Regions from separate parts of the Homo sapiens genome. Here region 1 is linked to region 2. The links are chromatin contacts, found by Hi-C or POLR2A ChIA-PET in ENCODE. All regions are on one chromosome and are shown on one strand. The core of a region is the stretch at or near the end of the contact, and the rest is flanking DNA. Distances in the headings are between cores, read along the strand shown. Region 1 has its middle 49 kb from the start of ARHGEF3-AS1. Region 2 overlaps ARHGEF3 (Rho guanine nucleotide exchange factor 3).

The links. Hi-C counts contacts between places; a loop is a spot of excess contacts on that map. ChIA-PET counts read pairs that join two places held with the same protein, here RNA polymerase II (POLR2A). Pooled maps may share reads with other maps.
Region 1: a loop to region 2 is called in a map of endothelial cell of umbilical vein, with 4 times the contacts of the local background. The contact joins two enhancer-like sites. A Hi-C loop is called at or near these places in 1 of 168 maps with a recorded cell type or tissue (endothelial cell of umbilical vein) and 11 of 50 pooled maps. POLR2A ChIA-PET finds 5 or more read pairs at or near these places in 5 of 52 experiments (OCI-LY7, activated CD4-positive, alpha-beta T cell, activated CD8-positive, alpha-beta T cell and 2 more).

What each region holds. Positions count from the first base shown.
Region 1 is chr3:56,985,622-56,992,019 of GRCh38, forward strand. It overlaps a transcript of ARHGEF3 not described here. Among named protein-coding and RNA genes, the nearest start is that of ARHGEF3-AS1, 49 kb to the left of the region's middle. Within about 2 kb of position 3,435, at least 7 of the 41 ENCODE cell types and tissues checked have a DNase peak (open chromatin) inside an H3K27ac peak, as active enhancers do.
Region 2 is chr3:56,753,013-56,760,004 of GRCh38, forward strand. It overlaps ARHGEF3 (Rho guanine nucleotide exchange factor 3), which reads right to left. Exons shown (of 10, transcript NM_019555.3): 3 at 1,969-2,139; 4 at 492-554. Among named protein-coding and RNA genes, the nearest start is that of ARHGEF3, 45 kb to the right of the region's middle. Within about 2 kb of position 1,864, at least 19 of the 41 ENCODE cell types and tissues checked have a DNase peak (open chromatin) inside an H3K27ac peak, as active enhancers do.

The DNA of each region.
Region 1 (6,398 bases), core at 2,185-4,684, 230 kb after region 2:
GACAGATAGGGAAACTGAGGTTCTGAGAGGGGCAGCAGTGCACGGGTCCCTGGGAACAGCATAGCTGAGAGCAGCCTGCGGCCTCGCCCCCTCGATCCCCTCACGCACATTCACCATGCCTCCTGGGCACTGGGCCCTGGCCAGAATGAACAAGCAGGTGAGAGGAAGGCACAGACTCTAACAAATGAGGATGTAAATGGACAACATACCCACAGGTGGGGCTGGGGGTGGGCAAGGGGAATTAGCAGCAAGGGGCAATGTGATGCCGCCTGGCTGGAAGGTCACCAGGGACACTCAGGGAGGTCCCTCTACAACAGGCTGCTGCTGCTGGGCTCCCAGAGAAGGCCCTGTTCAAAGACTCTCAAAGAGCCAGGCCTCAGAAACTTACCAAACATCAATATAGTGCAGTCACAAACACCCCAGCACGCTGCACTCTGCCAGATGCAACTTATTAACATTGTATTTGGGGCTCTGGAGTCTAGGAGGGATGCATGAATCACCAGCAGGGGGAAATTAAATGTAAAAGAAACCACACACCCACAAACTACCAGCAACCTAAAGAGCCCAACAAAAAATCAGGAAGTGCAGGGTCTTTAGGGGTGGACAGATTTGGGGTTTATCCTGCCTCCACCTGCAAAGGCTTCCCAGTGCCCTCAGACTGAATTCTCAGTTGCTTAAAAAGGCCTGTTGTCCCTAATCTCTGCCTCTAGTCTCTGAGACTGAAGGCAGCTCATCCCTCACCAGCCTCCAGAAATCTGAGTTTAACACATACAAAGTCTGGGGCCCCTGGGAGCTGTAGACAGAAAGGTTTGGCAACAGTGGGGAACTGGGATTTGCAGCTGAGGTCAAAGCCAATGTCCTGGCATGGCTGGGGTGACCAAAGGCAAGGACCTGCAGTGATAGAAGAGGCCGGAAGCAACAGCCCTGGGGACGGTGCAGTTGGGAGTAAGGGGTTGGGGGGAAGCCAGCAAATCGAGTGTTCCAGGAGGAGGCGGAGCCAGGACCCAATGCTGTGAAAGGGGAGTCCATGATGAAGACTGCACAAAACCCCCCAACAGCTTTGGCTCTCCAGATGGCTGGTCACCTCGAAGGCAGTTTCAGGGTAGTAGTGGGGGTAGTCACTGGGGAGGAGACAGTAGGTAGGAAAGAAGTGGGGGCAGAAAAGAGGATAAACGCATGCGAATTTTGAAAAAAAAAAAGATAAAAATAAAAATAGGTCTGGAGTGATGGTCATAATCTTAATAGTAATGATGGTCCATGGATATTGAATCCTTACTGCGGGTGAAGTGATGTTTAAAACACTTTGGAGGCCGGGTGTGATGGCTCATGCCTGTAATCCCAACACCTTGGGAGGCCATGATGGGAGGATCACATGAGGCCAGGAGTTCGAGACCTGCCTGGGTAAGATGGCAAAACCCCATCTCTACAAAAATTGAAAAAATTAGCTGGGCATGGTGATGCATGCCTGTAGTCCCAGCTACTAGGAAGGCTAAGATGGGAGGATCCTTTGAGCCCAAGAGGTCAAAGCTGCAGTGAGCTGTGATCGTCCCACTATACTCCAGCCTGGGTGATGGAGTGAGACCCTGACTCAGAAAACAAACAAACAAGTAACTCTGGGTTGCCAACGCCTCATTATAGTCCATACTTTCTGGACAGATTCTGTTAACATCACCATCTTGCAGATGAGGAATCTGGGGCATAATCATGTGCCGGCCACAGGGAGAGCAGAGCTCTGACTTCAGGGCTCCCCCTCTTTGTCTCTCAACTGTTACCAGCACCAGCACTGGGCTGAGCTCTGGGCAATGCAACGGCTGAGCAGGAGTAGGAGGGAAGTGTTTGGCACAGGAGGCTCCAGGCCCAATCTGCAGGCAGGAGGGAAGGAGCTGCTGGAAAGAGAAACAGAAGATGAAAGGGACTCTGGGGACGGGGTGATGAACACTCCTGGGCATGCCCTTAGCTAAGAGCCACTACACTGGGGTTTTGCTGAGAGCTTCTCAGCAGCAGAAACCTTGGGTCAAGCCCAATCCTACATAAACCTGGTAGAAGCAGAGTTGATCTAGAAGGAAGGAAAGGAAGGAGCCAGCCCCACTAACCTCACTCCCCCTACCGTGCACAGCCAATCCTGCAGCCACTAAGAGACCACCTCAGGAACATGGACACCTCAGGGCCTCCACTCACAGCGTATGCTCTCTGAGGGCTGGCTGGCTTTCTCTTCCTTTTCAATTTTCAAGTATTTGATTAACACATTCAAAACTAAAATAATTAAAATTAGCCAGAGATGCACTGTGTCTTGTGTGCACACCACTGGCTTACCACCTGATGTCCAGAGCATAAATGGGACTCCACAAATGGGTGACAGACAGGTATGGGCAACAGCTCTGAGGGGTCAACCTGGCTCCTCCTTCACCTGCTAAGTGACCCTCAGCAAGTACCTGACCCTCACAAAACCTCAGAAGTTCCAGCAGTTCCCCACCTCTTGGGACTTTAAGAGGGTTGTTTTGTTTTCTTTGGTTTTGTGTTTTGTTTTTGTTTGTTTGTTTTGAGATGGAGTCTCACTCTGTCGCCCAGGCAGGGGAGTGCAGTGGCGCGATCTTGGCTCACTGCAACCTTCGCCTCCCAGGTTCAAGTGATTCTCCTGCCTCAGCCTCCTGAGTAGCTGGGACTACAGACGCACGCCACCATGCCCAGCTAATTTTTTTGTATTTGTAGTGGAGACGGGGTTTCACCATGTTGGTCAGGCTGGTCTTGAACTCCTAATCTCGTGATCCACCCGCTTCGGCCTCCCAAAGTGCTGCGATTACAGGCATGAGCCACCCCACCTGGCCTAAGAGAGTTAAATAAGCTAGTAGTCATAAAAGTGCCCAGCACATGATAAGAGCACAATAAATGTCACCTGTCATTATTATTAATAGCATCAACAAGATTAAAAGTATGTTGGCAGGGAGAGGAAGAATCCACAGGAAAGAATTAAAGTGTCCCCATGGGAAGCACAGTGCCCTGCATGTCCCAGTGTTGTTCCCTACTAGGACTGGCCAGTGAATGCTCTGGTTTTTGCAACTGTCTCTTTAATTTTTGTACCAAAGGGAGGCAGGGCCCAGACCATGGAGGTGTGAAGCTCACGAGTTTGGCAGGCTGGGCTCATCTGGAGCCCAGTATTAATTAATTGGTGTTTATGCAACAGTATGTGCCCATCTGGCCCCGTTTCTGTCTGAATCTTGTGCTCAGAACCTTGGAGAATGCATCTCCCTCATGACTTTTCTAGACTTTGATGCCCAGACAACAGCAGATGCGGGTGTTAAAATAATAGCACCAACACTGCAACTCTAAAAGGGGAAGGTACCCTCTTGAGGACTCAAAGTTAAATTACAAATAGCTGGAAGACAATTTTTTCCAGGGCTCCTGCAGCCACTGAACGTTTCCAAGGAGAAAGACAGCACCGATTGTGAGTGAAGAGTGCCCTCTGCTGGCCGGTATTAGAAAACTTCAGTTGATTACTTCGTCCATGCCTCCCGGAGGGCTCCAGCTCCGCTGCCGGGTGGCAAGTCTCAAGTACCCTATTTAGTTCTTTTTTAAAATCTGAACTGAAAACAAAAAGTCTTCTTTTCCTAAAAGGATAAGAGATGAAAGAAAGGACAAGGTCAAGGAGCATTTTATTCCACTCCTCGCTTGCGTTTTTTTTTTGCTGGTGCACTAGAAATGGCCCTGTGGATGCTGTAGCGTGACATCTGCCTCAGAGAATACAAGTAACTTGGGGAGAGCAATCAAGTGTCCACAGGTGGCCCACAGCAGTGCCCCATTTCCATTTTAAGAGGCTGTCCTCTTGACTAGACTCCAAAGTGTACAGAGAGACACTCCGAGCCAAAACTGCTGCTTCCTTGCAGAAAACCCCAGCAGGTCTGTGCCCAGGGGGCAGGGGGCTCCTGGTGGCTGAGCAATCACAGTGGCTGAGAGCTGGCGCTGGATGGGTTGCTCTAGAATCATCCAGCCTGTGACACACGCCCAGACTCAAGCCCAGGACAGCACTCATCTGGCCTCTAGTAAGGCTGCTGCCTCCCCACAGCTGGGGCCCTCGTGGATTCCAGCCCCAGCACCACCCCTGCCCCACTCCCTAGGAACAACCCTGACTTCATCAGTGAGTTCTAACTCTCCTGGCTTTCTGCTCACTCAGACTTTACGCACGGGAGCCAACCTGGCTGAGCTTCAAACCCCTTCATCACTTCACAGCTGCAAGATGTCCCCATTGTGAACTTGACTTTCCTCCTCTGGAACAATAATGGGAGCCGCTATTTACCAAAGGTCCACTAACTGCCAGAAACTTCAAAGTAATCCTCATGACCACGCTATGGGACTGTGAGGGAGCTGATCTCCCCGAATCAAGGGCAAGAATTATTTAAAACAATGACGCTACCCAGCTTCGCTACCCAGCTTCCCAGCTTCGCTACCCAGATAAGGAAAGGCTCTGCCCCATCTACCATCTTCTTCCCTCCATTATGCAGTCTGAGTTCATCAGTTTCCATATGCAAAGTGCATTAATCAGAGGGGAGAGAAACAAGGACAGAGAGAGAAAAGAGAATACCAGAGGTGGGGTAGAAGAGGAAAGTCTTCTGGGGCAAAGCAAATGGAAGGAGAACTTTAGCAGAGTCCAGGGAAGGGCAAGAGAGGTTTCAGAACACCTGCAAGGTGGCTGGGCCATGGCTCACGCCTGTAATCCCACGACTTTGGGAGGCCAAGGCAGATGGATCACTTGAGGTCAAGAGTTCGAGACCAGCCTGGCCAATATGGTGAAACTCTGTCTCCACTAAAAATACAAAAATTACTTGGGCGTGGTGACGTGCACGTGTAATCCCAGATACACTCGGGAGGCTGAGGCAGGAGAATCACTTGAACCCGGGAGGCAGAGGTTGCAGTGAGCTGAGATCATGCCACTACCTGAGAGTAGTTTCCTAAAAGAGTTGGTATTGGTTATAAAATGGATCCCCCTTGACTATTCTTTGAGAGACACAAATAAAAAGAACTGCCTTTATTGTTAGCTAATGGATTTCAAATCTCTGAATGTAACCAAAGCCTAAGTCTGGAGGATTGTGGACTTTGCTATTTGCTTAGATTACATTACAATTTTATAGGTAAAAAAACAGGCGGAGACAGCCAGTAACTTGCTAAGGGTCACCCAGCTCATGAATGGCAGAGCTTAAATTCAACATCTCCACAACCCCAGCTCTATCTGTGAGGCTCTCTGCCTCTGAACCAGAGGAACAATAATCCTGCCTAAGGGGTCAGGTGAGGGGTGAGCGTGAGATGAGCCGTGTACACTCAGCTTTGCACAATGAATTGCACACTGTGGGTGAAGCCACAAATAACAGTCCCTTTCCTTCCCCTCCCTTTGTCCTAATCACCGAATTCTCCCTTGTTCTTAAGACCCAGTTCCTGCTTGATAACCTAGTTCTCACTGCTAGATTCCTGCCATGTCTTTTACCGCCCCAAGCCCTGTTTGGGTAACTGCCCCATTACCCTAGTCCCTCTCAGGCTGCTCACAGCTGGTCTTCCGACCCCAGACTCCTCCAGCATGAAGGCTGAGGTTCAACTTCCTAGTGGAAGGCTTTTCCTGTATTAATACCCTGGCCACTCACATGCCTGAGGATCCAACCTTTCCCCATTTGCTCATTCATTCAAGAAACAGTCACTAGTTCCTCCTTTGTGTCAGGTACTATGCTAGCCACTCAAGATAGAATGCTGTTAAAAAAAGAAAAAAAAACTGTCCCAAACTTGGAAATAAAGTATAACTTTTCAAAGTCATCTATCTACACCCCGAGTCTGCTTACAGGGAGGTTATTTTTGTTTGATTCACTATTTGCTTTTGATTAGGGCCCAGACTCTGTAAAGTTAAGTTGTTAACTTGTTAAAGATTGATAAATTTGATAAATTGCAAAAAAGAATTCTGTCAGATACAGTCTCAAAGGTTACAGTGTTATTTTCCTATGGGACATTAATCAGTTTTGTTTTGTTTTGTTTTTGAGACAGGGTCTCGCTCTGTCGCCCAGGCTGGAGTGCAGTGGCACGATCGCAGTTCACTGAAGGCTCTGCCTCCCAGGTTCAAGCAATTCTCCCACCTCCGCCTCCCGAGTAGCTGGGATTACAGGGGCATGCCACCACGAGCAGCTAACTTTTGCATTTTTAGTAGAGATGGGGTTTCACCATGTTGGCCAGGCTGGTCTCAAACTCCTGACCTCAGGTGATCCACCTGCCTCAGCCTCCCAAAGTGCTGGAATTACAGGCATGAGCCACCGCGCCCGGCCCATTAACCAGTTTTATATCTGAGTTTGCAATCTTATTCCAGCATTCTTTTTTCCATAATATTTTTCCATAATTCACTCACTCACTCTCACTCTCTCTCCCCTCCT
Region 2 (6,992 bases), core at 614-3,113:
TCCTCCTCCTCCCCACACAAAATGTTGATTAGAAAACAAATTCCTATATAAAAGACCCCAACTTATATGATAGTATGCAATTGCCTCATTTCACTTTATTCACTTTTGAGATTCAAATGGCTTTATTTCTAAGACTCAGTTCAAGTTTCAGACATGCACACATTCTCTCCTATGGGCAAAGAGTCCTACATATGAGACTTCTAGGACAATGAAATATACATAAGGCGAGGCCTCCATGGACACTTTCTGATTTAGGCTGAAGTATTCTTTGACATGCATTAGAGACATACAGAGGTAAACCCCTAAAGGTGCCAGGTCTGGAGAGCTATTCTGCCCTCTTGTTTTGAAACACTTTCCCCACTGCTTGGTGTGTGGTAGCAGACCAGTCTTAGTCATAAAGACAGTTCTCACGAAGCACCACTTTAGGGTTGTGAAATTACTCAAGAAAAAAAATGTGACTTGACTCAAGTGACTGCTGGATTTAAATTTACCTTTTTTGCTAATTTCAAGTCTTCTATCAAGTCTTCTTCTCCTTGGGAAAGCTCAAAGATCGCCTGCAAGGAAAGATAAACATATTCACTGAATTCTCCCTTCATTTACAAGACCATATTCAAATAGTGCTGGCTCCACCACTCAAAACCCCAAATTTACATATTTAAGTATTTTAAGTTACGTTAACCTGAAGCAAATGCATCTATGCTTAAACCTGCAATGAAAAGATATTGCAAAACTGCTGCATATTGTGCTTCTCTGTTTGTGGGAGAAAGTTTCTACACATTTCTAGTCCAAAAAGTCATCTTTCATGTTACAGAACTTTGATGCAGCTGAACAAGAGGGAACTATTTTAGGTAAAATAATTACAGTGTGAGCCATGGATTTGGTACCCTTGTTGTGAGAGGCCATCATAAGAAGTGATTCAGAGGCTCTTCTAGATAATGGATGTGGCAGTATTATTAACTGGGCCATCCCCACTTTTTCTTCTACTCGACAGAAGGCGAATCTCAGCAGAAAGTTTTATTTGTATTATCCACTGCCTTGAGGCTGAGATTGTAGGAAGAATCCAACATTTTATCACTCCAAATACAACCTGGTGAAGTTAATTCATTCTAAACCACTTCTCAGCCCCACAGGTACAACAAATAAAATTATAGGCGCTGGCTGTGTGGAAGAGTAGGTAAATGGACCGTTTCTAATTTGGCTCTATTAAGCCATCATGCTAAAGAGCTATGATGCACAGAACACTCTTTCACTTCCATCTGGGAAGTCAAACTGTCAGCAAACATTACATTATTAAAGGAGTACAAGTTTGTAACGATATTTCAGGGTCTACTGTGTTTCAGGATATAGGGAAACAGTGGTCAGGCTTTGAAAGCTCCCTCCACCTGGGGCTGCTTGGTAAACTGAGGACAAAGCAGGTGGAGGCACAACCCTGAGCTGGATACTCCAAGGATCTCATCAGATGATGCACACATGAAGTGCTCAGCACAGCCTGGCACAAGCACTTAAACAAGCTCTTCTATACAGGGTAATATTATCAGAGTCATTTAGGGCAACTGATACAGAAAACTTACCGGGAATGAAATTAACTGGATTCTATAGAAAGGAAGTTTTCCATGAAGCTGAATCAAAGCTATGTAAACTAAATATTTTAAAATAGTCTATAAGTTGCTAACAAAATATAACTAAAATGATTATTTTTGTGAACTTCAGAATCCTAAATAGACACTTGGTTTCATCTTCTTGTAAATTCATATTTTCACATCAGTTTCTTTTTAAAGTGGGGGCCACACCCTCCCAGCTGGTTTCTGGTTTCTCAGTTCCTTCCCCAAGGTCAGACACTCTTGTTTATCCTTCTGCAAACGCAATGAAGAATTGATTTGGAGACTAAGGCGCAAATTCCAGCATGGCTGACGCTGCAATGCACCTTTGTTCCAGACACACAGCCAGCTCCATGGGCCCCGAGCCTACCTCCTGACGTTTGATTTCCTTGGATGTAAGCATCTGATTGACGCACACATCGAAGGTCTCACTCCACAGCTTGCTATCTCTCCGTTTCGTGCTCGAGGGGGCGGCATTTCTGGACCAGGGTCGGGGGGCGAGGATGTCAGGGCGGCTCTCACTGCGGAAGCTAATGGAGCGCTAAACAATGAGAAAAACAAACCATCACGGGGGCAGCGGCAGGACTGGGTGGATCTTTGAGCAGTTTCCTGTCGTTGACGGAACATAAATCATATATGTGAAAGAAAAAGAGGACATTGCCACAAGGCCTTTGGGAAGTGGGGCATTGTCTTGAGCCTACGTGCTAAGGAAAATTGGACAGGGGGCTGCTTTGGAACATGTGCTGGGAGTATCTGTTCTGTGTGACCTGGATACCAAGTGGACTATAGTGCAAGCACATATCAGGCCAAACTCACGCATGAAGGCAGTTCTTGGATACGTGATGAGCTCTACTTTTTTCCAGTGGACATCTCCCCTCTTTAAAAGAACCAGAGATAACAATAGTGGATGGCCTTTATTTATTCAAACATTTGGCCAGTACTCCTACTCTCCTCCTTCTATAAATAGAATCCCACTAACTTTGGGTATCCTATTACATATAGTTTTGGTGGGCACCCCCAGACCTGACCAATAGAGTATTCCACCATCCTAGTTCAGGGATGGGCATGTGATTCCCTGAAATTTGTCACATGAGTTACGGGAGAAAGGAGGAAAGAGTATTCCTTTGGGATTGTGAGTTCAAGAGAGAACACAAGCAGGGCCTTCCAGCAGCAACTCTCCCTAGTTACACAGAAGCATCTGTCTGCTACAGGAGAGAATAAAGAGACCCAGAATGAAGGATGGAGTGACCAATGGAGGCAGGAAGGGAGCAAGCTTTACCAATACTGCTTGAGCCTCTGGATCCCACTGTGCCTGAAACCAGAAAGAACCACCCTTAGACATTTTCATTACATATAGAAAGACATTTCCCTTTCTATTATCTCAGTTGGGGTTCTGTCAACTTGAAAAGTCCTGACTAATACACATACTAAATACCATCTTTGCAGCACATGATTCCTGTCCCTGAGGTATTTTCCTATTTCCCAAAGAGGCCGCAGAAGTCCACCTGTGTGACTTAAACATGCTACCAAAATGCTTTTCATGACAAATACAAATGATCCAGAAGAAAGCTGAGTGCATCATTTTCAGTCTTCATCCTAGAAGATTTCATCACACTTATTGGAGACTTTGCCAAAGCAATGAGGTTGCTGTGCTCCAAAACCACATTGTTATTTAGGAAGTGTTCCCTGCCATGGCTCTCTGTGGCCTTCAGCAGGAAGTTTCAACTCCTCATCTTGGCACAGGAAGTCTCTTGTAATCTGACCACAGTCTCCATATTTAGGATCCCATCCTGCCACTCATCCATGAGCCTCCATTTCTCCAACCATACTAGGCTATCTGTCATTCCCTAAATATGTCATGCTTTGCCATCCCTCTGTACTCCCTTCAAACAATCTTCTCTTCCTGGAATGTGTTTCCATCACTTCATAGCTGGCTTTTTTTTTTTTTTTTTTTTTTGAGACAGAGTCTTGCTCTGTCGCCCAGGCTGGAGTACAGTGGTGCGATCTCGGCTCACTGCAAGCCCCGCCTCCTGGGTTCACGCCACTCTCTTGCTTCAGCCTCCTGAGTAGCTGGGCCTACAGGCGCCCGCCACCACGCCCGGCTAATTTTTTGTATTTTCAGTAGAGACAGGGTTTCACCATGTTAGCCAGGATGCTCTCGATTTCCTGACCTCGTGATCCGCCCGCCTCGGCCTCCCGAAGTGCTGGAATTACAGGCATGAGCCACTGTGTCCGGCCATAGCTGGCTAACTCTTAACTGCCCTCGGGATGTAACTCAAACAGCACCTCCTCTAAGAAGTCTTCACCAACATTCTCCCATCCTCCTCCCCCAGAGCAATTCAGACATACTTCTGATATAGCAATGATCATACTTGATTATAATTATTGGTCACCTGCTCTTAACTAGAAACTTCCTGAGGTCAGGAATTGAATTTGCTTATGACATATGAGCCTTCATCACAAAGGCATTCTAAGGTAGTTCCCAGTTATTTTGAGATTCAACAATAAAATTCCAGAAAGTAAAGAAAAATTTTAAAAGGAACTATTCAACATAAGGGCATTGTTAAATAAGTTGTAAGTGGCTGGGCACAGTGGCTCACGCCTGTAATCCCAGCACTTTGGGAAGCCGAGGTGGGTGGGTCACCTGAGGTCAGCAGTTTGACACCAGCCTGGCCAACATGGTGAAACCCCGTCTCTACTAAAAGTACAAAAATTAGCCGGGGCGTGGTGGCATGTGCCTGTAATCCCAGCTACTCAGGAGGCTGAGGCAGGAGAATCGCTTGAACCCAGGAGGCGGAGATTGCAGTGAGCCAAGATCGTGCCACTGCACTCCAGTCTGGGCGACAAGAGTGAGACTCCGTCTCAGAAAAAAAAAAAAGTTATAATTACCTGCTGGATGGAATATTATCTAGACAATTCAGAGATAATTTAAAATGTAAACACCCCTTCTATGTAGCCTAAAATAAAATCAGGATTAAAAATCTATATGTGAACATTTTATAGTTATGCAAAAAATGCACATGAGCAAAGATATAAAGGGAACATCACAAAATTCTATTGTTGTTTCATGTTGACATTATGAGTGATTTCTGTCCTCCTTTATATATTTTTAGCCTTTTTTTTTTGTTTTGAGATGGAGTCTTGCTCTGTCGCCCAGGCTGGTGTGCAGTGGCGCAGTCTCAGCTCACTGCAAGCTCCGCCTCCCGGGTTCACACCATTCTCCTGCCTCAGCCTCCCAAGTAGCTGGGACTACAGGCACCTGCCACCACGCCCGGCTAATTTTTTGTATTTTTAGAAAAGACGGGGTTTCACTGTGTTAGCCAGGGTGGTCTCCATCTCCTGACCTCGTGATCCGCCCGCCTCGGCCTCCCAAAGTGTCTAAAATGGCCGGGCGTGGTGGCTCACGCCTGTAATCCCAGCACTTTGGGAGGCTGAGGCGGGCGGATCACCTGAGGTCAGGAGTTCAAGACCAGCCTGAACAACATGGTGAAACCCTGTCTTTATTAAAAATACAAAAAAAATTAGCTGGACGTGATGGTAGGTGCCTGTAATCCCAGCTACTTGGGAAGCTGAGGCAGAAGAATTGCTTGAACCCGTGAAGTGGAGATTGTAGTAAGCTGAGATTGCGCCACTGTACTCCAGCCTGGGCGACAGAGCAAGACTCCCTCTAAAGGAAAAAAAAAAAAATAGAAAATGAGGCGGGGCTTGGTGGCTCATGTCTGTAATCCCAGTTCTTCGGGAAGCCAAGGCAGGCGGATGGCTTGAGCTGAGGAGTTCGAGACCACTCTGGGCAACGTAGCAAGACCTCATTTCAGTTCTAAATTAAAAAAATATATATAGATATATATGTAAGAATAAATGAAAAATGTAAAAAGAAACTTCCAAAGAGCTTCAGGGTATTACCACAACCTTCTGGAAGCAGGACGCTCACTCTGCAAGTAGCAACACAAGCCCCTTAGGCTGGCACAAGTAGTGGGGGTGCTCCTGGGCTCACTAATGAGCTCATGATGGCTGGACCAGCCCTATGCAGGTCAAGAAAGTACTTGCACCAAATACACAGTTCACTAATGGTATCTTACAAATCCTTGTGATCTCTTAAAAACAGTCCCTTGTAAACAGTAACCAGGAACTAAATGCACACAGATCGCCAGCACTCGGAATCAATTAGCCACAAGCATTAAAAGGTCAAAACAAGTGCAGTGAGTCATTAAGTAACTTGCTCAACCCAGTTTGCAGTTCTGATGGCAGCTGAGTTAAGAATTAAAGAGCAGAAAGAAAGGAAACACACACAAAAACTTCAAAATGAAAGTTTCCACTTTCACTTGAGAGAATCAACCTCCTATCCTGTTATATTTTCAGTCCTTGGCTAACTTTAAACTCCCCCTACCAGTTTGAAAATAATGTATGCTAACTTTAAATTCTCATACATTACAAAAGTATATAAAATTAAGTACAAATGCCCTCATTTCCCCAAGTCTATCTCCTAGAAGTAACAACTGTTAAGTTTGTTCTAGCTCTTTCCAAACTTTTTCCATGCATTTGTTAACATTCATAGAAAACTGAATTTTTTTTTTTTTTTTTTTTTGAGATGGAGTCTCGCTCTGTCGCCCAGGCTGGAGTGCAGTGGCACGATCTCGGCTCACTGCAAGCTCTGCCTATTGGGTTCACACCATTCTCCTGCCTCAGCCTCCCAAGTAGCTGGGACTACAGGAGCCCGCCACCAGGCCCAGCTAATTTTTTTGTATTTTTAGTAGAGATGGGGTTTCACCATGTTGGTCTCGATCTCCTGACCTCGTGATCCGCCTGCCTTGGCCTCCCGAAGTGCTGGGATTACAGGCGTGAGCCTCCGCGCCTGGCCGAGAATGTTTTCTCTTTCTACTTGACAGTATCTTGAGGTGAAATTTACATAACTCAATTACTTTTTCGTTGTTGTTTTTTTGGAGATGGGTCTTGCTCTGTTGCCCATACTGGAGTGCAGTGGTGCAACCATATCTCACTGTAACCTCAAACTCATGGGCTCAAGTGATGCTTCCACCTCAATCTCTTGAGTAGCTGAGATTATAGATGAGTGCCACCGCTAAGCAAGTGCCTGGCTAACTTTTGTATTTTTGATTTAGTAGACATGGGGTCTTGCTGTGTTGCCCAGGTTGGTCTTGAACTTCTGGTCTCAAGAGATCCTCCCGCCTCAGCCTCCCAAACTGCTGGGATTACAGGCATGAGCCACTGTGCCCAGCCTACAATTAACCATTTTTTAGTGAACAATTCAGTGCTATTTAGTATATTCACAAGGTTGTACAACTACCATCTCTATTTAGTTCCAAAACATTTCCATTACCTCAAATTCACGTATTCTTTTTAATGGCTGCAGAATTAGTATCCCTCCCATAGTCTGGA